2 separate regions of the Homo sapiens genome follow, and region 2 is linked to region 1. A link is a loop called in an ENCODE intact Hi-C map of the cell type or tissue named here. Cell type or tissue: gastrocnemius medialis. All regions are shown on one strand. Each heading gives the region's core, and the rest is flanking DNA. Links, peaks and the distances in the headings are about the cores only.

The links. Peaks named below come from ENCODE experiments on the same cell type or tissue, not always from the same donor. Only the 100,000 strongest peaks of a DNase experiment are listed, where the experiment ranks them.
Region 2: a loop joins it to region 1, with 2.1 times the contacts of the local background. A loop is called at or near these places in 5 of 110 quality-filtered maps.

Annotation. Positions count from the first base shown.
Region 1 is chr3:49,447,206-49,463,845 of GRCh38, forward strand. No RefSeq gene overlaps it. Among named protein-coding and RNA genes, the nearest start is that of DAG1, 15 kb to the right of the region's middle. RefSeq lists enhancers at 1,780-1,919, 11,725-12,480, 13,993-14,748. In gastrocnemius medialis, for the core only: a CTCF peak has its summit at 7,483 (motif pointing right); a DNase peak (open chromatin) is centred at 7,494; H3K27ac peaks cover 1,486 bases.
Region 2 is chr3:49,513,672-49,521,671 of GRCh38, forward strand. The region is part of intron 2 of DAG1 (dystroglycan 1); the gene reads left to right. Among named protein-coding and RNA genes, the nearest start is that of BSN-DT, 37 kb to the right of the region's middle. In gastrocnemius medialis, for the core only: no CTCF peak of the experiment used is centred there; DNase peaks (open chromatin) are centred at 4,510, 4,963 and 6,820; H3K27ac peaks cover 6,864 bases.

The sequences.
Region 1 (16,640 bases), core at 3,919-11,918:
ATCACTTGCACCCAGAAGTTTAAGACCAGCCTTGGCAACAGAGGGAAACCTCATCTCTACCAAAAAAAAAAAAAAAAAAAAAAAAATTGGTGGGCATGGTGGTACACGCCTGTAGTCCCAGCTACTCGGGAGACCGAGGCACAAGAGGATTGCTTGAGCTGGAGAGTTTTAGCCTGCAGTGAGCCATGATTATATTACTGCACTCTAGCCTGGGCAACAGAGCAAGACCCTATCTCAAAATAACTAAATAAATAAAAAGTCTCGGCTGGGCAAGGTGGCCCATGCCTGTAATCCCAGCACTTTGGAAGGCCAAGGCAGGTGGATCACTTGAGGCCGGGAGTTCAAGACCAGACTGGCCAACATAGAGAAACCCTGTCTCTACTAAAAATACAAAAAATTAGCCAGGCGTGGTGGCGGGCGCCTGTAGTCCCAGTTACTAGGGAGGCTGAGGCAGGAGAATGGCATGAACCCGGGAGGTGGAACTTGCAGTGAGCCGAGATTGCACCACTGCACTCCATCCAGCCTGGGCGACAGAGCGAGACTCCATCTCAAAAAAAAAAAATTATCTGGGTGTGGTAGCATCTGCCTGTAAATCCCAGCTACTCGGGAAGGCTGAGACATGAGAATCGATTGAACCTGGGAGGTGGAGGCTGCAGTGTGCCATGATCATGCCACTAAACTCTAACCTGGGCGACATAGTGAGGCCAGACACGGTGGCTCACGCCTGTAATCCCAGCACTTTGGGAGGCCAAGGCAGGTGGATCATCTGAGGTCAGGAGATCAAGACCAGCCTGACCAACATGGTGAAACCCCGTCTCTACTAAAAATACAAAAATTAGCTGGGTGTGGTGGTGGGCACCTGTAATTCCAGCTACTTGGGAGGCTGAGGCAGGAAAATCACTTGAACCCAGGAGGTGGAGTTTGCAATGAGCCAAAAATCATGCCATTGCACTCCAGCCTGGGTAGCAGAGCAAGACTCCGTCTCAAAAAAAAAAAAAAAGAAAAAAAGAAAGAAAGAAATAGGTTAAATTTATTTTAATAGGATATTTCACTTGTATATAAAAGATGATCATTTCAACATAAAAATTAATGTTTAAAATATTAGTTTAGGTCATTTTTTCCATACGAAATATTTGACATTGGTGTATATTTTACACTTACAGCACATCTCAATTTGAACTAGCCACATTTCTTTTATTTTTATTTTTATTTTTTTTAGATGGAGTTTCGCTCTGTCGCCCAGGCTGGAGTGCAGTGGCACGATCTCGGCTCACTGCAACCTCCGCCTTCCTGGTTCAAGCGATTTTCCGGCTTAGCCTCCCAAGTAGCTGGGACTATAGGGGCACCCACGCCCGGCTAATTTTTTGTATTTAAGTAGAGACGGGGTTTCACCGTGTTGCCCAGGCTGGTCGCGAACTCCTGAGCTCAGGCAATCCGCCCGCCTTGGCCTCCCAAAGTGCTGGGATTACAGGCGTGAGCCACAGCGCCTGGCCCTTTTTTTTTTTTGAGATGGAGTCTCGCTCTGTCGCCCAGGCTGGAGTGCAGTGGCGCGATCTCGGCTCACTGCAACCTCCGCCTCCCAGGTTCAAGCGATTCTCCTGCCTCGGCCTCCTGAGTAGCTGGGATTACAGGCACCCGCCACCACGCCCGGCTAATTTTTGTATTTTTAGTAGAGACGGGGTTTTACCATGTTGGTCAGGCTGGTCTCGAACTCCTGACCTCGTTCGTATTCTGCCCACCTCGGCCTCCCAAAGTGCTGGGATTACAGGCATGAGCCACCGCGTCCCGCGGACTAGCCACATTTCAAGTGCTCAGTAGCCATGTGTAAACTGGTGACTATCATATTTGACAACACATCTCTAAAATGCACCCCTTGTAAAAGTAGGACTTTGTCTTGTTCATGGCCAAATTCTCAGTGTCTAGAATAGGCCTTGGCACATAGGTGTTTAGTTGGTGTTTAATTAGTGAATGATGACCTTCCGTTTCCTTGGCACCATTTCCTGCGACCAGTCCCTATCTCAGGTCTCCGAGAACAGTCTCTAACCTGGCAACCCTCAGATATAATAAGGACAGTTAGCGCCATCTGCTGGAAGATGGAGCATCACCTGCCTCTGAGAATCAAGCTCATCTATCCAAGGCTGATGGGGCCTGGAATGATATTCCTTACCTTAACCTCGGATCCCCAACTTTCCAAAGGTTTTTCTCTGCTCTTATGTCCTAGCATTACCAAGACAATGAAAAATAACAACACTGTGCCAGGCTCCCTTTTGTATGGTCCACACCTGAATTCTGGAAATGGCTGGCTGAAAGAGTATTTTGCAAGCCCATTCATTCTCTGCCCAGCCCTTTTTTTTTCTTCCTTCCTTCCCTTCTTCTTTCTTTCTTTTCCTCCCTCCCTCCTTCCCTCCTTCCTTCCTTCCCTCCCTCCTTCCTTCCTTCTCTCTCTTTCTTTCCAGAGACCCATAAAGACTGCCCACAGCCTTCAAGGTAAGAACTCCTGCCCTCAGAGGATGTATGCATAAACTTGTAGTAAATGGGTCAGGCGTGGCAGCTCACATTTGTAATCCCAGGACTTTGGGAGCCCGAGGCAGGCGGACCACAAGGTCAGGAGTTTGAGACCAGCCTGGCCAACATGGTGAAACCCCGTCTCGCTCTTTTTTTTTTTTTGAGACGGAGTCTTGCTTTGTTGCCAGGCTGCAGCACAGTGATGTGATCTCGGCTCACTGCAACCTTCACCTCCTGGGTTCAAGCGATTCTCTTGCCTCAGCCTCCCGAGTAGCTGGGAATACAGTTGCATGCCACCACGCTCAGCTAATTTTTGTATTTTTAGTAGAGAAGAGGTTTCACCATGTTGGCCAGGATGGTCTCGATCTCCTGACCTCATGATCCGCCCGCCTCGGCCTCCCAAAGTGCTGGGATTACAGGCGTGAGCCACCATGCCCAGCCAGGGGAAACCCTGTCTCTACTAAAAATACAAAAAATAGCCGGGCGTGGTGGTATGCGTCTGTAATCCCAGCTTCTCGGGAGGCTGAGGCAGGAGAATCCCTTGAACCTGGGAGGGGGAGGTTGCAGTGAGCTGAGATCGAGCCATTGCACTTCAGCCTGGGCGACGAGAGCGAGACTCCGTCTCAAAAAAAAAAAAAAAAAGAAAGAAAAGAAACTGAGTGGAAAGGTAAGAAAACTGAATGGAAAAATAGGAAGATTGAATAACTTGCTCAAAGCCACACAGCTGATGAGTGGTCATAGAATCCTTCTGCCAAATTGTATATAGATCTAGTTTCAGCTTTATGATTTTTTTTATTTAACAAATATTTTGCTGGGTACAGTGGCTCATGCCTGTAATCCCAGCACTTTGGGAGGGTGAGGCAGGAGGATTGCTTGATCCCAGGAGTTTGAGGCCAGGCTGGGCAACATAGTGAGACCCTGTCTCTAAAAAAAATAAATAAATATAGGCCTGGCACGGTGGCTCACACCTGTAATCCCAATGCTTTGTGAGGCCAAGGCGGGTGGATCACCTGAGGCCAGGAGTTTGAGACCAGCCTAGCCAACATTGTGAAACCCCGTCTCTCCTAAAAATACAAAAGTTAGCAAGGCATGATGACCTGTAGTCCCAGCTACTCGGGAGGCTGAGGCAGGAGAATCGCTTGAACCCAGGAGGCAGAGGCTGCCGTGAGCCAAGATCGCGCCACAGCACTCAAACCTGGGCACCACAGAGCAAGACTCTGTCTCAAAAGAAAAAACAAACGAATATATATATATATAAAATAAAAAACTATTATTTACTGAACACTTTTCTCACAGAAACATACAGCAAAGGTTCTCCTCTCATAGAGCTTTTGTTTGTTTGTTTGTTTTTTGAGACGGAGTCTCGCTCTGTCTCCCAGGCTGGAGTGCAGTGTAAACCCAGCACCACTACGGGAGGCAGAGGTGGGTGGATCACTTGAGGTCAGGAGTTCGAGACCAGCCTGGCCAACATGATGAAATCTCATCTCTACTAAAAACACACACACAAAATTAGTTGGGCGTTGTGGCAGGCGCCCGTAATCCCAGCTACTCAGGAGGCCGAGGCAGGAGAATTGTTTGAACCCGGGAGGCAGAGTTTGTAGTGAGCTGAAATTGCGCCATTGCACTCCAGCCTGGGCCACAGAGCAAGACTATGTCTCAAAAAAATAAAATAAAATAAAATAAAATAGGCCGGGCGCAGTGGCTCACGCCTGTAATCCAAGCACTTTGGGAGGCCGAGGTGGGCAGATCACCTGAGGTTAGGAGTTCGAGACCAGACTCAGCATGGAGAAACCCCATCTCTACTAAAAATACGAAATTAGCTAGGCATGGTGGTGCATGCTTGTAATCCCAGCTACTCGGGAGGCTGAGGCAGGAGAATTGCTTGAACCTGGGAGGCAGAGGTTGCGGTGAGCTGAGATTGCGCCATGGCACTCCAGCCTGGGCAACAAAAGCGAAACTCTGTCTCAAAAAATAATAATAATAATAAAATAAAATAGTTCTTTGCGAGGCTGAGGTGGGAAGATTGCTTGAGCACAGGAGTTCAAGACTGCAGTGGGCCGTGATCGCCCCACTGTACTCCAGCCTGGGCCACCAAACAAGATCTGTCCAAAAAAACAAAACAAAACAAAAAGCCAGGCATGGTGGCTCATGCCTGTAATCACAACACATTGGGAGGCCAAGGTGGGTGGATCACCTGAGGTCAGGAGTTCAAGACCAGTCTGGCCATCATAGGGAAACCCTGTCTCTACTAAAAATACAAAAAATTGGCCAGGCGTAGTGGCTCATGCCTGTAATCCCAGCACTTTGGGAGGCCGAGGCGGGAGAATCACCTGAGGTTGTGAATTCGAGACCAGCTTGGCCAACATGGTGAAACCCCATCTCTATTAAAAATACAAAAATTGGCCGGGCGCGGTGGCTCACGCCTGTAATCCCAGCACTTTGGGAGGCCGAGGCGGGTAGATCACGAGGTCAGGAGATCGAGACCATCGTGGCTAACACAGCGAAACCCTGTCTCTACTAAAAATACAAAAAAATTAGCCGGGCGTGGTGTCGGGCGCCTGTAGTCCCAGCTACTCGGGAGACTGAGGCAGGACAATGGCGTGAACCTGGAAGGCGGAGCTTGCAGTGAGCCGAGCTTGCACCACTGCACCTCCAGCCTGGGTGACAGAACGAGACTCCATCTCAAAAAAAAAAAAAATACAAAAATTAGCTGGGTGTGGTGGTGCATGCCTGTAATCCCAGCTACTCGGGAGGCTGAGGCAGGAGAACTGCTTGAACCCGGGAGGCGGAGGTTGCAGTGAGCTGAGATCGCACCATGAGACTCCAGCCTGGGCGACAGAGTGAGACTCCGTCTCAAAGAAAAACCAAAAAAAAAAAAAATTAGCTGGATGTGTCAGCTTGTACCTGTACCTGTAATCTCAGCTACTAGGGAGGCTGAGGCAGGAGAGTCACTTGAAACCAGGAGGCAGAGGTTGCAGTGAGCTGAGATCACGCCACTGCACTGCAGTCTGGATGACAGAGTGAGACTCTGTCTCAAAAAAAAAATATATATATATATACACACACACACACACACACACACACACACATACAAACACACATACATACATACACACACACATATAAATGTAGTGAGTGACTGATACTGCCAATAAATAAAAGGAAAAACAGAAGGATTAGTGATGGATGTGTGTGTTTGTGGATGAGAGCTCAGAGCCTCAAAAGCCTCCAGGAGTCCACAAACTGGCAGCCAGACCCATCTGGACGGGCAGAAGGTAAGGAAGCAATGTTGACAGTCTAGGCAAATCTATTGGGCGTGGACTGCTCTGTACTCACAAGTGCAGGCCTAGCTTCTCAACTGAGTTTGGAACTACCTTTCTTTCTTTCTTTCTTTTCTTTTTTTTTTTTTTTTTAGAAACAGGGTTGGCCGGGCACAGTGGCTCACGGCTGTAATCCCAGTACTTTGGGAGGCCAAGGCGGGTGGGTCACCTGAGTTCAGGAGTTCAAGACCATCCTGGCCAACATGGCGAAACTCCGTTTCTATTAAAAATACAAAAATTAAGCAGGCGTGGTTTGGGAGGGATGGCGCCTGTAATCCCAGCTACTGGGGAGGCTGAGGCAGGAGAATTGCTTGAAGCTGGGACCCAGAGGTTGCAGTGAGCCCATTGCACTCCAGCCTGGGTGACAAGAGCAAGACTCCGTCTCAAAAAAACAAAAAAGAAAGAGCGGTGGCTCACGCCTGTAATCCCAGCACTTTGGGAGGCTGAGGCGGGTGGATCACAAGGTCAGGAGTTCAAGATCAGCCTGGCTAAGATGGTGAAACCCTGTCTCCACTAAAAATACAAAAAAATTAGCCTGGCGCAGTGACAGGAGCCTGTAATCCCAGCTACTCGGGAGGCTGAAGCAGGAGAATTGCTTGAACCTGCGGAGGCGGAGGTTGCAGTGAGCCAAGATCACACCAGTGCACTCCAGCCTGGGTGACAGAATAAGACTCCATAAAAAAGAAAGAAAGAAAGAAAGAAAAGGAAGGAAGGAAGGAAAGAAGGAAGGAAGGAAGGAAGGAAAGAAAGAAAGAGAGAGAGAGAGGGAGAAAGAAAGAAAGGAAAGAAAGAGAGAGAGAGAGGGAGAAAGAAAGTAAGAAAGAAAGAAAGACAGACAGACAGAGACAGACAGGGTCTTGGCCAGGCAAGGTGGCTCATGCATGAAATCCCAACATTTTGGGAGGCCAGGGCGGGCAGATCACCTGAGCTCAGGAGTTAGAAACCAGCTTGGGCAACATAGCAAAACCCTATCTCGACAAAAATTACAAAAATTAGCAAGGGGTGTTTCGGAGTCTACTCTGGCTCAGGAGGCTGCCTGTAAAAAAACAAAACAAACAAACAAAAAAATTAGCCAAGCGTGGTGGCATGTGCCTATAGTTCTAGCTGCTTGGGAGGGTAAGGTGGGAGGATTGCATAAGCCTGGGAGGTTGAGGCTACCGTGAGCTGTGATTGAGCCATTGCACTCCAGCCTAGGTGACAGAGTGAGACTCTGTCTCAAAAATAAATAAATACATAAATAAGAAACTCGGTCTCTGTCACCCAGACTTGAGTGCAATGGCATGTTCACAGCTCACAGCAGACTCGACCTCTTGGGCTCAAAGGATCCTCTCAGCTCAGCCTCTTGAGTAGCTGGGACTACAGATGCATGCCACCATGTCTGGCTAATTTTTTTTTCTTTTCTTTTTTTTTTTTGTTTTATAGATAAGGTCTTGCTATGTTGCCCTGGCTGGTCTGAACTCCTGGCTTCAAGCAAAGCAATTCTCCCACCTAGATCTCCCCAAGCGCTGGAATTACTGGCGCAAGGCACCATACCCAGCCAGAAGCTGCCATTTCTTTTCCACTGTCTCTTGTAGGATGATTTGAAGTAGCTCTAAGCAGGTGGCAGAGCAGGTGAGTCTCTCAAGGCTTTCCTAGCCCAACCCCTCAGGCTCTAGAGGGCAGTGCAAGTCAAGGTGGCCAAGGGTGGGCCCAGGGCTCACAGCCAGTTGAGACAGAACCACACTGGAATTTCTCTGACCTTAAGCACATTGCAGGGGCTCCTAGTACTGCAGAACTTTCAGGGACTCTTTTAAATTGCAGCAATATGGTGTGTGTAGAGGGTGTGTTTCTGGAAAAATTGTCTATAGCTTTTTCAGATAATGGAGATAAGGAAGGTTGGAGACCCTACCATAAGTTATGAAATCCATGGTATCCCCTTCCCTGGCTTGGTCTCGAGACAGGCTCCACACTGCCTTCCTAAATGTAGTCTGGCAGCCCATGATCTCCCTGGGGCATGCCATGGAGTACTCAGCTGCCCCCATCCAGGACTCTTTGTGTCCAATTAGGGGGGATGGCAGGAAACAAGATTTTCTCCGGTCCTTGGGGACTGCTGGGAGAGCCAGCAGCTTGGAACAGCTTCCTGCAGCTGCTGGGAACAGGGAGCCAAAGAATGCCTGTGCTTCCCTGGATTTCCTGGGACCCATGTCCTGCTGCTGAAGTCACTGGGCCCCACCAGGTCCCACCACGTCCCACCATGGGCCTCATTATGGGCACCTTTTATTTCATTATGAAAGGAATCAGGAATGAGATGACCTTTGTGTGGGGCAATGCAAGGCCCAGCAGGAGGCTGCCCAGATGGCTCTCTTGTCAGTTCCCCTATCTTTTTCCCTGTGCTCCCCCTGCTTGACCCATACTCCAGATCATTCTGCTCAGAGTCAGGCAAGTTCCAGCAAAGTCTAGGATGCCTGGTCAAGGCCTGCTGGGACAATCACCTCTGCACCATTCTTGTCCATCTGACCAGGCTTGGACATGTCCTGCTACTGCTGAACTCTTCCTGGGAGTTCACCAAGCCAGTAGGAAATTCAGCTGCTCCCCTCTCCAAAGACTCCACTACAGTGATCCCTCCTCCATGTGGCCTTCTCAGACCAGGCCCTCACACCTCCTTGTTTCCTGGGTGCAGCTTTTGCTACCCAAGAGCAGAAACACATGCTTCTCAGCTGCCCTGCCTATGACTTCTATTTCTCAGCTTTTTGCCTTCTTGAATGTCTAGGAATGGAGTAGGTGCTCAATAAAGGGCTTTATGATTTGATTTGGCTACTTCCCTGCCCTCCTCCCAATTCCTTACCCTGAGTACAAATAACGACTGAAGTGGGCTTAGACTAAACCCCAGAACTGCAGAAGACCCTATAATCAGGCCACCCTGAGAATATCTTTGTTCATCCAATGGGCCCTAGGCCTTTTTGCTGCTTTTTTTTTTTTTTTTTTTTTTTGAGAGGAAGTCTCGCTCTGTTTGTTGCCCAGGCTGGAGTGCAGTGGTGTTATTTTGGCTCACTGCAACCTCCACCTCCCGGGTTCAAGCGATTCTCTTGTCTCACCCTCCCAAGTAGCCGGGATCACAGGTGCACGCCACCACACCCGGCTAATTTTTGTATTTTTAGTAGAGACGGGGTTTCACCATGTTGCTCAGGCTGGCCTTGAACTCCCGACCTCAGGTGATCCACCTGCCTTGGCCTCCCAAAGTGCTGGGATTACAGGCTTGAGCCACTGCACCCAGCCTTTTTGCTGCTTTTTTAAGGGGGTGAGCCAACCTGGAGGCCTCTGCCTTTTCTTCCTTACTGATGTTGCCCTGCAACCTCTTCTCTCTGTCTCTGGATCCTAACTACTCCCATAATTCAACAGTGTCAAGACTCCACCAAGGTAAGTTCAAAGTAGCTGCTGGCCACATGCCCAAGGTGGGAGAGGGACAGAAACCTAGCCTTGTTCTTCCTGGACTGGTCTGGAAGCCCCTTACATGGCTCCAAGGCCTCTGTGTCCTGGGCCCTAGGGTTGGATAGGTCCTGGTAGCTATAGTTTTGATGGAATTGTATCCATTCATTGACTCATTCAGCAAGCATTAGTGGAATTCTTATTCTGGGCCAGGCCCAGTAAAGGTTACAAAGATAAGCACAGATCCATAGCTTGGCCACTTACTGGCTATGGGACTTTTAGTAAGTGACTTAACCTTTGGGCCTCAGTTTTCTCATCTGTAACGTGGGGCCAATAATAACTGTGACAGAGGGTTGCTGGAAGGCATGGTGAGATATCGTGTGCCAAAGATATAGGACAGCGCTCAGTGATGGTAACTTTTTTTTTTTTTTTTTTTTTTTTTTTTTTTTTTTTTCGAGACGGAGTCTCGCTCTGTCGCCCAGGCTGGAGTGCAGTGGCGGGATCTCGGCTCACTGCAAGCTCCGCCTCCCGGGTTCATGCCATTCTCCTGCCTCAGCCTCCCAAGTAGCTGGGACTACAGGCGCCCGCCACTACGCCCGGCTAATTTTTTGTATTTTTAGTAGAGACGGGGTTTCACCGTTTTAGCCGGGATGGTCTCGATCTCCTGACCTCGTGATCCGCCCGCCTCGGCCTCCCAAAGTGCTGGGATTACAGGCGTGAGCCACCGCGCCCGGCCCGATGGTAACTTATTATCAAGGGCAATCATTGCCCTCTAGAAGCTTGAGGTTTCCTAGACAATGAGGAGTCAGATGTCAGGAAGGCTTGGGGGTGTTGTTCTTGAGTGGGGTGGGCAAAACTTGGGTAGGTGGAAGAGGAACCTTCACAAGTGAGAGTATCTATGGGGGTCGAGGAGAGAGGAGGAGACTGGTAAGTCTTGACCAACTCCTCCTCCATGTGGCCTTCTCACATGGAGGTCCCTGTTGCTTAGGGTAGGGTGAGGGTGGGGCTTAATTTATCCTGCAGGAGGCTGGACATCCTTGCATGTCCTTGAAAGTGTGTGGGCTTGTGGAATTTGGGCTCAAAATTGCCAATGGGACTCTGTGGAAGGTCTTTCCAGAAAGCTACAGGTCTCCAGCACAGACTAAAATATCCAAGAGGCCTATTTTTCTTCTTTTTTTTTTTTTTTTGAGACAGAGTTTCACTCTTGTTGCCTAGCCTGGAGTGCAATGGCACAATCTAGGCTCACTGCAACCTCCGCCCCCCGGGGTCAAGCAATCCTCCCTCAGCCTACGGAGTAGCTGGGATTACAGGCACATGCCACCATGCCCAGCTAATTTTTTGTATTTTTAATTAATTAATTTTTTTTTGAGACACAGTTTCGCTCTTGTTGCCCAGGCTGAAGTGCAAATGGAGAGATCTTGGCTCACCGCAACCTCTGCCTCCTGGGTTCAAGCGATTCTTCCACCTCAGCCTCCAGAGTAGCTGGGATTACAGACATGTGCCACCACGCCTGGCTAATTTTGTATTTTTCAGTAGAGATAAGGTTTCTCCATGTTGGTCATGCTGGTCTCGAACTCCCAACCTCAGGTGATCCACCAGCCTTGGCCTCCCAAAGTGCTGGGATTACAGGTGTGAGCCACCGCACCTGGCCAATTTTTTGTATTTTTAGTAGATATGGGGCTTCACCACGTTGGCCAGGCTGGTCTCGAACTCCTGACCTCAGGTGATCCACCCGCCTCAGCCTCCCAAAGTGTTGGGGTTACAGGCACGAGCCACCATGCCCGGCAATAGGCCTAATTTTCTTTTTTCCTTTTCTTTTTTTTTTTTTTTGAGGCAGACCCTCGCTTTGTCACCTAGGCTGGAGTGCAGTGGTGCGATCTCAGCTCACTGCAACATCCACCTCCCAGGTTCAAGCGATTCTCCTGCCTCAGCCTCCTGAGTAGCTGGGACTACAGGTGCCGGTCACCACGCCCAGCTAATTTTTGCATTTTTAGTAGAGATGGGGTTTCATCTTGTTGGTCAGGCTGGTCTCAAACTCCTGACCTCAGGCGATCCATCCACCTGGGCCTCCCAAAGTGCTGGGATTACAGGTGTGAGCCACCGCGACTGGCTAGAGGCCTAATTTTCAATCAAAATTTCATTCATGGCCGGGCGCAATGGCTCACACCTGTAATCCCAAAACTTTGGCCGGTGGGCGGATCACAAGGTCAGGAGTTCGAGACTAGCCTGGCCAATATGATGAAACCCCGTCTCTACTAAAAACACAAACATTAGCTGGGCATGGTAGCGGGTGCCTATAGTCCCAGCTACTTGGGAAACTGAGGCGAAGAACTGCTTGAACCCAGGAGGCGGATGCAGTGAGCCGAGATCATGCCACTGCACTCCAGCCTGGGCGACAGAACGAGACTCCGTTTCAAAAAAGAAAGATGTGGAAGTGGAGAGGCATGGGGAGAAGTGGAGGGTGAAGAAGCAGGAAGAGGTGAGGTAAAGTGGAGGGGATAGGACCAGGAGGCTGGTCAGGGGGCACGTGAGGGATCCTTGTCCTCCAGCAGCTGGAAGACAGGAAGAATGCTGAGCAGAGCAGGATCATAGGTAGATTTGGGTTTGGAAGTTAGCTCTGGCTGGTGCCACAGTGGACTGGATTAGCAGTGTGCTGCACGCAGAGTCTCCAGCTGAGGACAGGGCCCTGTAGCCCCTCCTTCTGCAGACCATTGTTCTTAGGAGGGAGAAGGTATTCAGACGACCAAGGCCCAAGAAGACACGGGGGGTGCAGGGTAGAGGCTGGCACCTCAGGCCGATAGGAGGCAGGGGGACCTTGGCCCTAGAGGAGCCTGGGAACAGCAGCAGCTGTTGCTGCTGGCAAGGCAAGCGGGTAGGCAGCCCACGTCTGTGGTGGCCAGTGGGGGAGGGTCTCCAGAATTTGAGGCCAAGGACATCTGCAAGGGTGGGCAGCAAAGCCATCAAGACAGGGGAGGGGGAGGTTGTGGCAGGTCAGCCAGGGACAGTGTCCCACCCTCATCCAGCTGTCTGGGAACAGCTGCAGGAAGAGGGAGGGAGGAGGCCTGGCAGCAGCAGGTGAGGAAGCTCTCTAGTTGCCTAAGCATGGGAAAGGAGAGCTGGTGCGGGTGGGAGGGAATTGAGGGAGGGTACCCAGGAAACGGGGACGGAAGCATGTCCATGCCAAAGGGACTGCCTGGTTCTCATGCATGCAAATGCAGCTGGAATTCTTCAGGGAAAGAATGTGTGGGGTTGGGGGATTGGGAGTAGGGAGGGAACCAAGTGCTCTCCTCTTCCTTCCAGAGGTTCCCCCAAAGGCTATCCTCCTAGGCTGCTCGGCCCCACCTCAGGACTCCCCCCGACTCCTCATTCCTGGGTTGAATTTTCTCTTTCCCCACCCTCCTCTTTCCTTATTCACTCCTGTGGCTTGATCCTATTCCTAGGAAGAAAAGCAAACAGAAGGCCAGACACAGTGGCTCACCCCTGTAATCCCAGCACTTTGGGAGGCCAAGGTACGCAGATCACCTGAGGTCAGGAGATTGAGACCATCCTGTCCAACATGGCAAAACCCCCGTCTCTACTAAAAATACAAAAATTAGCTGGGTGTGGTGGTACACACCTGTAATCCCAGATGCTCGGGAGGCTGAAGCAGGAGAATTGCTTGAACCCAGGAGGTGGAGGTTGCAGTGAGCCGAGATTGTGCCTGCACTCCCGCCTGGGCGACAGAGTGAGACACCCTCTAAAAAAAACCAAACAAACAGAACCTAGGATTCCTAAGGGCCCTTTGGAAAGCTCTGGTCCACAGGAGTCAGAGGGGGAAAGGATACAGAGAGAAGTCTTTGCCCAAGGCCCCAGTCAGTCAGAGGCAGGCACCAGCGCACCTGCTTGTGCACACCCAGCCCTTGGGGCCTTGACCCTGGGTAAGACCTTGACTGTGACAGCAAGTGGGCCTGGGCATCCCTGAGCTCTGCCTCCTGTGAGCTCAGTGGGGCTTACTAGAAACAAGTCTGTTCCCAGTGGTTGTAGGTGTCCTGAGGAGGCCTGAGATTTCCCACTTCTCTGCCGGCCAGGGCCTCAGTGCTGCTGACCTTGAACAAATTGCTGAGAGCCCCAGGCAGCAGAGTGAGTATAGGGGGGTTTTGGGCAGAGGAAGAATAGGGGGTCAGCTGAGACCAGGCTTTCTCCCTGGGATTTCCCCAAGGTAGGAGGAGCAGCTGCTGGGCCCTGGAGCAGCCTTCCTCACACCTACATGTCCTCACCTTTATATCAGCTGCTACATTCTTTTAAGTATCCCAGGGCATGGAGATGATGAAATATTTCTTTTAACCTTTTCTAGAAAAACCCTCCACACACCATGAATGGGTTTTTGTATGGCACTGGGGACATGTGAGTGCCTCTGCAGAGAGCCACTACCATGCTATAGCCAGTCATGCCCACCCCTGAAGGCCCACAACCTGGGCTTCAAGCTGGGGTCTCTCTCTTTCTTACCTTAAACGCCAGTTCTGAGCTCAGCCCCTAATACTTCCCACTCCAGGCCTTCCTAGTCCCTGGGGTCCCCTGCCAGGTCCAGCATAGTTAACTCATCTGATGGACATAGACCTTTTCCTGAGGGTCACACATATTCGTGGGCGACCCCAGCCAGAAATTCTGTCCAGCTTGGTTAAGTGACAGCTGCTGGGAGGGACGTTTGAGGGTCACCGGCCCAGAGCATCCCAGAGATGGATGGGACAGCTGGCCTGGGCTTTGTGCCTACCAGGTGACCCTACACCTGTCCTGAAGGCCTCCAGCATGCTTGTGTCAAGCAGTAGCTCTGGGGGAGGTAGGTGGGGGTTTGCCCTGGAATCCATCTTAAGGCAGGACCTTCCCCAACTGCTCCCTGCTCCCCAGCTACCCTCTCCTCTCCACTCTCTCCTTTCTCCCACCTCTGCCATTGGCCCAGTCCATGGGTTTCCTTTCCCCAGGCAGTTGACGCTGGGCCCTCTCTGATGGGCCATGCTGGGTCTCCCCTGAAGTCCTTACATACTGAGTATACCAGGAGTATATCCAGGCCCAAGGGAGCCCTTCCTCCACCATGTCCCTTCCCCTTTGACCTTTCTCTCCTGGGGCTGGAAGGAGGGGAGTGGCCTCTCTGCATTCCAGGGAAGGTGGAGGAAGGACAAGTGAGAAATTTTCTCTCTAAATGCTTGTTCTGACTTGACTTCCCTGATGCCTGTTGCCCCTCCTCCACATGACCCCCATCTCTGCCTCCACTCTGCCTGCTCTCTCCTCCCCAACCCCTCCTCTGTGCTCCCACCTTTCTTTTCCCACCTACAGGGGAAAGAAGGGCTGCAAGCCTGGAGCTCAGCTGCTGTCCCCTCACCCCTCACCCAACTGCATTCCTTCCTGGAGGCCTGAGGGCACTGCCTGCCCTGGCCCTCCCACCCTCCTTCTCCTCCTCCTCCTCCTCCTTGCTCCCATCTTTCAGCTACCATGCCCCTTGCTCCTGGGATCCTACCTTTCTGGCAAAGCCCAGCCTGGTTAAATATAGTGCTGGTGCCTGCTCTCCCATCTGTTGCTTTCTCTCCTTTATCACCACTCCATTCACTGCTCAGGCCTTGGGGATTTCCAAGATCTTTCAGGCCTGCCCTGCCCACTTTCTCCTAAGCCTTCACTGTGGCCTTTCTCTAGGCTTATTCCATTCACTCTCCAGAAAACCCCAGGGTTTCCTCCGTGTTCACCTCCTATAGGCTCTGCCTTCAAAGAGTGGATTTCTCAAATGTTCTGCACCACACAGTACACCCTGGTTCCCCCCTTCCCTCTCATCCCCTTTGTAACTACCTGATTATTACATTTGTATTTACTTATTTTATTTACTGTCTTATTTGTCTGGAATTTGGGCTCCACAAGGGAAGGGCTTGTCCCTTTTATTTCTTCCTGTGTTCCTAGCATACAATAGACTCAGTAAATATCTGTGGATTCAACAAGGCATGGATGGATGTTTCACCCTGGCCGTGACTCAGTCACATAATCTGGTCTTCTGTCATTTTTAGTGAGCAGACAGGGCCACAGCCCACATATGAGGTCACTTGATGATGAGGTGACCAAGGGGCTTAGAGAGGGCAAGCAGCTTTGCAAAGTCATACAGTGAACTCGGCTCTGAGTCTCAGCAGGGGCTTATTCTTTTTTTTTTTTTTTGAGACGGAGTCTCACTCTGTCGCCAGGCTGGAGTGCAGTGGCATGATCTCGGCTCACTGCAAGCTCTGCCTTCCGGGTTCACGCCATTCTCCTGCCTCAGCCTCCTGAGTAGCTGGGACTACAGGCGCCCGCCACCACGCCCGGCTAATGTTTTGTATTTTCAGTAGAGACGGGGTTTCACCGTGTTCCGTGTTAGCCAGGATGGTCTCGATCTCCTGACCTCGTGATCCACCCTCCTCTGCCTCCCAAAGTGCTGGGATTACAGGCGTGAGCCACCGTGCCTAGCCAGCAGGGGCTTATTCTTTATTCTTTTTTTTTTTTTTGAGATGGAGTTTCGCTCTTGTTGCCCAGTGCCCAGGCTAGAGTGCAGTGGCGTGGTCTCGGCTCACTGCAACCTCTGCCTCCTGGGTTCAAGCGATTCTCCTGCCTCAGCTGCCCAAGTAGCTGGGACTACAGGGATAGGCCACCACGCCCGGCTAATTTTGTATTTTTAGTAGAGACAGGGTTTCTCCATGTTGGTCAGGCTGGTCTCGAACTCCTGACCTCAGGTGATCCGCCCGCCTCGGCCTCCCAAAGTGCTGGGATTACAGGCATGAGCCACCACACCTGGCCAAAAAACACCTTTCCCCGTGGGTGGACATACATGTCCAATGCCCCCTCCCTTAGCTACATTCAGCTCCCTGCTGGCTCTGGGATAAGATAGTCCCCCAAGACTGACTTTGCATGGCTATTCCCAAAACACTGTGTCTGTGGCCTTGAGCGCTGGACTAAACACTAGATTAGGTTTAGTCTAGCCAGGCAGTCAGTGGAAGCAAGCAAAGGTAGGGGGTCTGTTTGTTCATTCTCTTCAGTTACTGACCAGCTAGCCCCTAAACCCAAAGTCGTGGGGGACACCACCCATATTCGTCCAGTTTAGCAGAATTGTTCTCTTCTCCATCACATGTCAGTCCAAATCTGGCTCAGGGGTCAATCAGGGGCTTTTCTAGGGCAGAAACACCTCTTTCAGAGCTGGCTAGATCTTATTTGGGCCTGTCCTTCTCATTGGCCTGGGCACCCCTCAGTGGCCCTTTAGTCAGAGACATTGATGGGCCACCAAGCAAACACTGACTCTGACCCTGCTGTCATGGCTGATGAGTATGCCCCTGAAACACTGGAAAGTGTTGGATCCAGGTGAAAATATAGCTTTTGCCTCTAGGCTGAGTGCTGACAGAGACAGGAAGGGCCTCTGAGAGCCCTATC
Region 2 (8,000 bases), core at 1-8,000, 63 kb after region 1:
GGCAACCGTATTTCTGAAGATCTTGGCCCATGTAGCAGCTCACATGTAGCAGTTCACAGAGCTCTTCCTAGTTTGCAGAGTGTTTGCATAAAGTTTCCTTGTCATCTTTGTAATATCCCAGCAAGCTAGATGCTAATCTGACCATTAGATACAGAGTGGTGGCTCTGGAAGGTACATTTCTTGCTCAGCTTCAGATTTAATCCTGAATATCCATACCCTGCATTGGTTGCCTTTGTTCCAGTAGCCATTGGAATGTTTTACGTGGATTAATCTTGGCCAGAAGTGCCTTGAACTGATACAGCAAACTAGATATTTGTTGTATTTGGCAGAGAGATGTTTAACAGGCTTATTTACCAAGGGGGTGAAGAGATTTTACTGAGAAAACAGGATTTTATCTGAGCATATTTATCTGTGGAAAGCAGACCATTTAGTAGCTGATGAGCTTGTAGAAAAACAGATGAAGATGTGTGACTCTTCGTTCCAGTCTTAACCACCGGGATTATATGGGTTGGGGAGTCAGAAGGTCAGAAAGCCTGATCTTGTTCCTAGAGCTTTGGTTTCTGCATCTGTAAAGCAGGATTTAGAAAGTCTTTATATTAAAGGAATTTTTTTCTTATTATAATAATGATGCATAAATGTACATTGTGGAAAATATAGAAAGGGAAAAAAAATCTGTGGTTTCTACCATTCAGAGTGAAGTCCTCTACCGTTTTCTATGCTCATCAAGAGATGGTCATGCCACATACACACACAGACGTCTTAACATATTAGACAGACCTAGGATCATAGTGGATATATTTTTTAACCTTTTTTTTTTGAGACAGAGTCTCACTTTGTTGCCCAGGCTGGAGTGCAGTGGCACAGTCCCGGCTCACTGCAACCTCCACCTCCCGGGTTCAAATGATTCTCCTGCCTCCATCTCCCGAGTAGCTGGGACTACAGGCATGCGCTACCACACCTGGCTAATTTTTGTGTTTTTTTGGGGGGATGGAGTTTCGCTCTTGTCGCCCAGGATGGAGTACAATGGCGTGATCTTGGCCTACTGCAACCTCCGCCTCCCGGGTTCAAGCGATTCTCCTGCCTCAGCCTCCTGAGTAGCTGGGACTATAGGCTTGAACCACCACTCCTGGCATATGTGTGTGTGTGTGTGTGTGTGTGTGTGTGTACACATACATAGACACACACACACATATATATATATTTTTTGAGATGGAATCTTGCTCTTTCGTCCAGGCTGGAATGCAGTGGCGTGATCTCAGCTCAGTGCAACCTCCGCCTCCTGGGTTCAGGCTATTCTTCTGCCTCAGCCTCCTGAATAGCTGGGACTACAGGCATGCGCCACCACACCCGGCTAGGGTTTCACCATATTGGCCAGACTGGTCTCAAACTCCTGACCTCGTGATCCGCCCACCTTGGCCTCCCAAAGTGCTGGGGTTACAGGGGTGAGCCACCTTGCCCAGCCCACGTTTTGTATTTTTAGTAGAGATGGGGTTTCACCATGTTGGCCAGGCTGGTATCAAACTCCTGACCTCAGGTGATCTGCCTGCCTCGGCCTCCCAACGTGCTGGGATTACAGGAATGAGCCACTGTCCCGGGCCTATTTTTTTTTTTTTTTTAACATTTTTCATTCACTGTAGCTTGAGTATTTTTTTACCTGTAGTCATTAAATGTTATGTGGGAATGTAACTTTTAATGGCTGCCTAATATTCTTGTGTTGTTTTTTTTTTTTTTTTGAGACAGGGTCTTGCTCTGTTGCCCAGGCTGGAGTGCAGTGGCACTATCATGGCTCACTGCAGCCTCCACCTCCTAGCTTAAGCAATCCTCTCACCTCAGCCTTCCAAGTAACTGGGACTATAGGTGTGGGCCACCACACCCAGGTAATTTTTAAATTTTTTTGTAGAGATGGGTCTCACTTTGTTGCCCAGGCCGGTCTTGAACTCCTAGGCTCAAGTGATCCTACTGCCTCAGCCTCCCAAAGTGCTAGGATTACAGACATGAGCATCACGCCCAGCCTGCCCACTATTCTTGAGTGTGTGAGGAACATTTCAGATATTGGTCCTAAGGATGCTTGTTGAGGCGACCCCAGTCATCTTGGGCCCACTGGTACTGCCCTTCATCCAAGCTACTGCTTGCTTACTTCTTCCTAGGCTCCCCCTGCCTTTGTTCTTGACCTCTCAATTTGTTCTCCATATTGAGTCAAGAGATGTCTTTATCTTTCTAAAGCTTAAATCTATTCAAAATCCCTTTTTACTGAGCTGCACCAAGAATCGAACCCCATATGATCTGGCCTGTGACCTCCTCTCCCACATCTTTTTCTTTGTATACTTTGTCCCAGCCACACTGGTCCTTTTCTGCCCAGTGAACACACCTAGCTTAGGGTCCACCCCAAGCTTTTGATTCTTTCTTCTTTTGTCATGGGTACAGCCATATCTTTCAGGCTCAACTTGGACATCATCTGTTGGAGCCCTTTCCTTCCACCCTGGTAAAAGCAGCTTTCCCACAAAACTCTGTGTCATCTTCTTCTTAGCAGATTTCTGTATTTGAAATTCTTGTTTTTTGTTAGTCATGTTTGCCTTCCATCACATAGTAGGCCCTCAAATGTTTGTAGGCTGGCAAAGGGAATGAGGACTCATTTAGCACCTGCAAACCTGTTTTGGATTGTCAAAGCCTGCCTTGCTGTATGCAGGGAGAAATGCTAGCCTGTGCTGGGGCAGCAAGAGACTAAGTTCACCTGCTGCCCCACAGTGTACTATGGTCTTGCCGTGTTTTGAGGCCTCAGGCCCTGTGACACACACACTTTCAAATGACTTCTTGTTGTATTTTCACATTGGAAAGTGGCCCCACCCTGTCCCTCTAACACTTGACTGTGTGTTTATTGATCCATTATTAGTACAAACTCACTGTTTCCTAATATTCAATAGTTTATTGCTCATCTTAATTATTGTGGTGTTCAAATTGTCCCAGATTTGACCATTGGGAGCCCCTTTAAGTTGGTTCCTGTATTCTTGTGATATGCCCCTGTCAATCATTAAGTGCTTCCTTACTTTCTGGGATAAGATGCTCCAGGCCTGTCTTGTATTCACCCTCCCTCAGCCATTTCTTCAAGGAGCCTGATTCCTTTTTGTGGTGAATGTTATTGGGGGTTCAGATCTGGGTGCTAGGTGAGTTCATTGCCACTGGGATTTCCTTGCTTCTTTGAGCCGTTCAGCAGATAGTGTGGCTCCATTTTTAGATGACAAAGTGGTAGCTAAGTGACTTATCTCGGAGCACATAGCTTGTAGGGACAGAGTTAGTTTGTAGGGAGCACCCAAGAGGCTTTTTTTTTTTTTTTTTTTTAATTGAGACGGAGTCTCGCTCTGTCGCCCAGGCTGGAGTGCAGTGGTGCTATCTCGGCTCACTGCAACCTCCGTCTCCCAGGTTCATGCCATTCTCCTGCCTCAGCCTCCTGAGTAGCTGGGACTACAGGTGCCTGCTACCATGCCCGGCTAATTTTTTGTATTTTTAGTAGAGACGGGGTTTCACTGTGTTAGCCAGGATGGTCTCGATCTCCTGACCTTGTGGTCCGCCCGCCTCGGCCTCCCAAAGTGCTGGGATTACAGGAGAGAGCCACCGCACCCAGCCCCCAAGAGGCTTCTTGAGCCTGTAGTATATAAGGTCTTATCTTCAGGTAACTGACCTGTGTTTATTTTGTGTGTCAGCATGCTTTGGAATTATAATTTAATGCTTTGTTCTAGTCAGTTTTAGAAGACTTCCCTCGTAGTTGTCTGTTACCGTGCCTCTGACCTCTGACACTGCAGGGCTGTGGAAGAGAGAGACACACTGGGTATGCCTTGACATGGATGGTGTCACATGTGATGAGACGGGTTTGTACAACCTGCCATGCATGTGGGCATCTTTGAGCCAGAGCAGAAGCTGACCTATCATTGGGCCCAAAACTGATTGCTAAGTAAATGGCTGGTTTACAGTTCTGGCTTTTGGAATGAAGGCTGCAGGACCACAGGTTTGGAAGATCAGGGCCAACCTTGATGAAAGTGAAAGGAGAGTCTGAGTGAAAGGTGATGTCTGGCTGGTAAGCTATCATTGTTCCCTGTGTAGGGTTCTAGATACTTGGCATAGGACCTGTTTCGAAGTAGATGCCTAATTAAAGGCTTGCTATGTGATAAAGCATTAACAGAGGTGGAGCAACAACGGTAAGACATGTGGGACAGTGGTGGGTTGCAGAGCTCCATGTGGGGAATTTGAGAAGTTGTTGGGAGCACATGGAGTTGGGCTCCTCAGCAGAGAAAGGCCAGTGCCCACATGTGGCAGGGTTGTCAATTTGAGTGAAAGTAAATGGAGAGAGAAGTGGGTCCGTAAGGGGCTTTTCAAAGGCTTTCTTCCCCAAGTATCAGAGGAAGAAGAAGCTGGTGAAGAACTGAGGTAGGAGGTACTGAGCCTGGCCTGCTTCCTCCTAAGCCCCATGTGGGATGTCCAGATGAGGGTTGGTCTATTTGGGCAGGGCTGAGTTGCCAAATGAAGACTCAGGTGGAACGTGATCTGCATGGTCTGTCCCAAGACCTGGTGAGATTAGATGGCATAGTTGTCATACTTGCTGATTGGTTAGGGGATATGCATGGGGGTTGACGGTAGAATAATCCAGTGTTTATAGCACACTTAGATGCTGGTCTGTTGAAGGGCTAGAAAATTAAGTTCTCATTCTAAGTGAGCTGTGTTGACTGCCTGAAAAGCCTGGCCTGACCTGTGTGGGCTTCTGGTTACTTTATTTCAGGAGGTTGTGCTGCCTGGTGTCAGTCTGTTGATATACCCAACAAAGCGCCTGAAGCAAATGCTTCGCTACATTTTATATTGGTGTATACTTTACACGTCAGTCTGCAGGGTCAGGAGAATAAAGAAGGGACCTGCCTGCGCAGAGGGTATAGCCCCAAGATCCTGGCTCTTCTGCTCTGCCCCACACCTGACACTCCTTCATGTTCTGACAGCTCTTGTCCAGTCTCAGCCTGGCCAGCACTTGTTGCTTAACCAATGCTGTTCTCCAGTTCTGCCTTGAGAATTGATATTCTGTTATTGACCCCAGCTTAACTCACACATGGACTGCTTTGACCAGACGTGTGAGAAGGGGCTATGGGCTCCCTCAAGGTCCTCATGGCCAGCATAGCTTTTTTGAGAGACCTGTGCCATGGGGCCCCTGTCTCCTCTCTTGTGGCCTTAGGAAACCCTAAAGCAGATAGTCTTGATGTTTGCTCCCTTGAATCAGACTGGATGCCTGTATACAAAGCTCAGCCCAGCTCTTGACTGTCCTTGGCTCTCACAGCTACTTTTGGAGCTGAGAGGACCCTTTCTCCTTATCAGGGTCTGTGGGGATGGGTCCCACAGAAGCCAACCTGGCCTTCACTCAGTGGATCCTGGCCTGTCCTGGGCTGGCAACAGTATGAGCCACCCTTGTCTCCCTTGGGTTTGGTGCTGGATCCCTGCAGGCACCTCTCCTCTGACTTGAGTGTGGGACTGGCTGAGAAATGTGATTATATGCCAGGAGATGTTCTAACCTCTCCTCGAAGGTGGTCAGGGAGAGACATCTTTACATTTCATGAAATGCCCAGGCTGCCCCTCAGATGTCTCATTTTGGTAGAGCCTGCAAGGATGGCTTTTCATCCCTGCTTCCCTTTAGCCTTCTTGCCTGCAGACAATGTGGACCTTCCCTCAGCCCAAGATGTTGGCAGGCTGGGAGCAGCCCTTCCTGGGACTGTGCTCTCAGCTGCTGGCACGGGCCCCCAATTGTTCCCCTGAGAACAATGGGCACTCTCTTTGGCTAGGAAGGGGAGTTCATGAAAGGAGCATTTCTTTGGATGCTTGAGAGCTTTGTGGCAGCCCCGCCTGTGTGAGATGAGCTGCAGTTTCTTCCTGCCTTGAGTGGGTGTTCCGCATTTCTGAATGGACCCCTTGTGAACAAAGCACACCGGGAAATGCGGGTTGGCGATGGAAGGCATCCTTGGGGGTGGGCTGTCAGAATGGCATTTGCCCAGATTCATCAACTCAAATACTTAGTGAAAATATAGGCTTCTATGTTTAAAAAAATCACTGACAAAGACTGAAAGAGAACATGACAAAGTAAAATAGATGATGTCAGGGCTCCAGATTGAAGGACTGATTCTGAGGATTTTATTAGTGGCTCTAACTATGTTAAGCTGCCCTTTACTTTTTTGGGGAAAAAGACTAATTTTTGCTTTTAGATGAGAACAGTGAACATGAGATAAAATGCTTTGTAGCTCAGACCAGAAGGGCATTGACTGGGCTGAACAGTGTGTTCAGTATTGATCCTGTGGCGTTGGTGTTTGTGGCAGGGGCCAGGTTCTGCTTTGAGGTTTGCATGTCTAACAGCAGGACCAATGATGATCCCTTGTGGGTGTGACTCTGCTAAGGCCGCATGTACTTAACTTCCCTCATGATTTTTTACCTCAGGTGGGGACAAAGGCCTGGCCCTCTGACCTTAAGCTAGAGGCTCTTCCTGTTGGTCTGTGCCATCTCCCTGCAGCACAGCCATGTGACTGCCCATGTTCCTCATTAGCAGAAGGCCACAGAGCAGATTTATCTCATTGTCTTAGTCCATGGCACAGACACAGGATAACCCTGAGTGTGAGTCAGCACCAAGGCTGATACTCCATCAGAGGGTCCATCTCCTGCTTCCCTGAGCAGAGGACACACAGTCAGCTTGCAATGAGGAGGCCTTGACTGCCTCATGTGGGAGTGCCTCCAGGGTGTTGTCTATGGTACCCAGCCATAGATGGCTGCAGGTTGGCCCAGCTCTGCAGCCTGACTAGGGATGAGGGAGCTGAAAGGTCGGGAATTGATGACCAGGTCTGAAGGAAAGCAGGGACTTTGCCAACGCAGGCCTCTGCAGGTCCAGCATTGGGATGTCACGGGGCAGCAGTCTGTATCACTTTGAAATGGATCTGTTGGGGGACACGGGGAAGGGCCCAGCCCACACCTTAAGGGCTGACATGTCCAGAGGTATTGATGGAAGGTGCCACCACCAAGGCCCAAAGTTCCCTCCAAAAGATTTGTAGTGAGAAGGAATGCTCACCAAATCAGTTTCTCGATTATGTTATTCTTAGGATCCCTCTTTACTGGCCATCATCAGCTGTGAAAGTGCTCGTACATCTGTCTAGAGTCTTTGCTTGCCATTTCTAAGTCCTGCAACTCCTGCATGGATAAGACATCATCTTGTGGGCCCTGAATGATACAGCTTGTGTTTTCTTGGTTTCATAAGCCAATTATAATTATTTGGCCCTAGAGAGAGCCTAATTCTTCAGTTTTGTTTTTCAGCTATGCATAACTGACTCAGACTATGGGTGGAAACCTGCTTTTATGAGAACTAAGTAATAGAAGCTCCTCCAGCCATTTGCTCTTTCTTCAGGTGTGGAATGGTACTGGCTTGGGGTGAGAGACTTTGCTTGAGTTTCATGGTGTTTTTTTTTGTTTTGTTTTTTTGTTTGTTTTTGTTGTTGTTGTTTTTTGAGACAGAGTCTCGCTCTTTGCCCAGGCTGGAGTGCAGTGGCGCGATCTCGGCTCACTGCAAGCTCCGCCTCCTGGGTTCACGCCATTTTCCTGCCTCAGCCTCCCAAGTAGCTGGGACTACAGGCACCCGCCACCACACCTGGCTTATTTTTTTTGTATTTTTAGTAGAGACGGGGTTTCACCGTGTTAGCCAGGATGGTCTCGATCTCCTGACCTCGTGATCCACCCGCCTCAGCCTCCCAAAGTGCTGGGATTACAGGCGTGAGCCACTGCGCCCGGCCGTCTTTGTTTTTTTGAGACAGGTCTTGCTCTGTCACCCAGGCCAAGGTGCGGTGGCGCAATCATAGCTCACTGCAGCCTTGACTTCCCCAGGCTCAAGCAGGCTTCCCACCTCAGCCTCCTGAGTAGCTGGGACCACCACGCCCAGCTAATTTTTCTTTTTTGTAAAGACGACGTTTTGCCGTGTTGCCCAGGCTGATGGTGTTTAG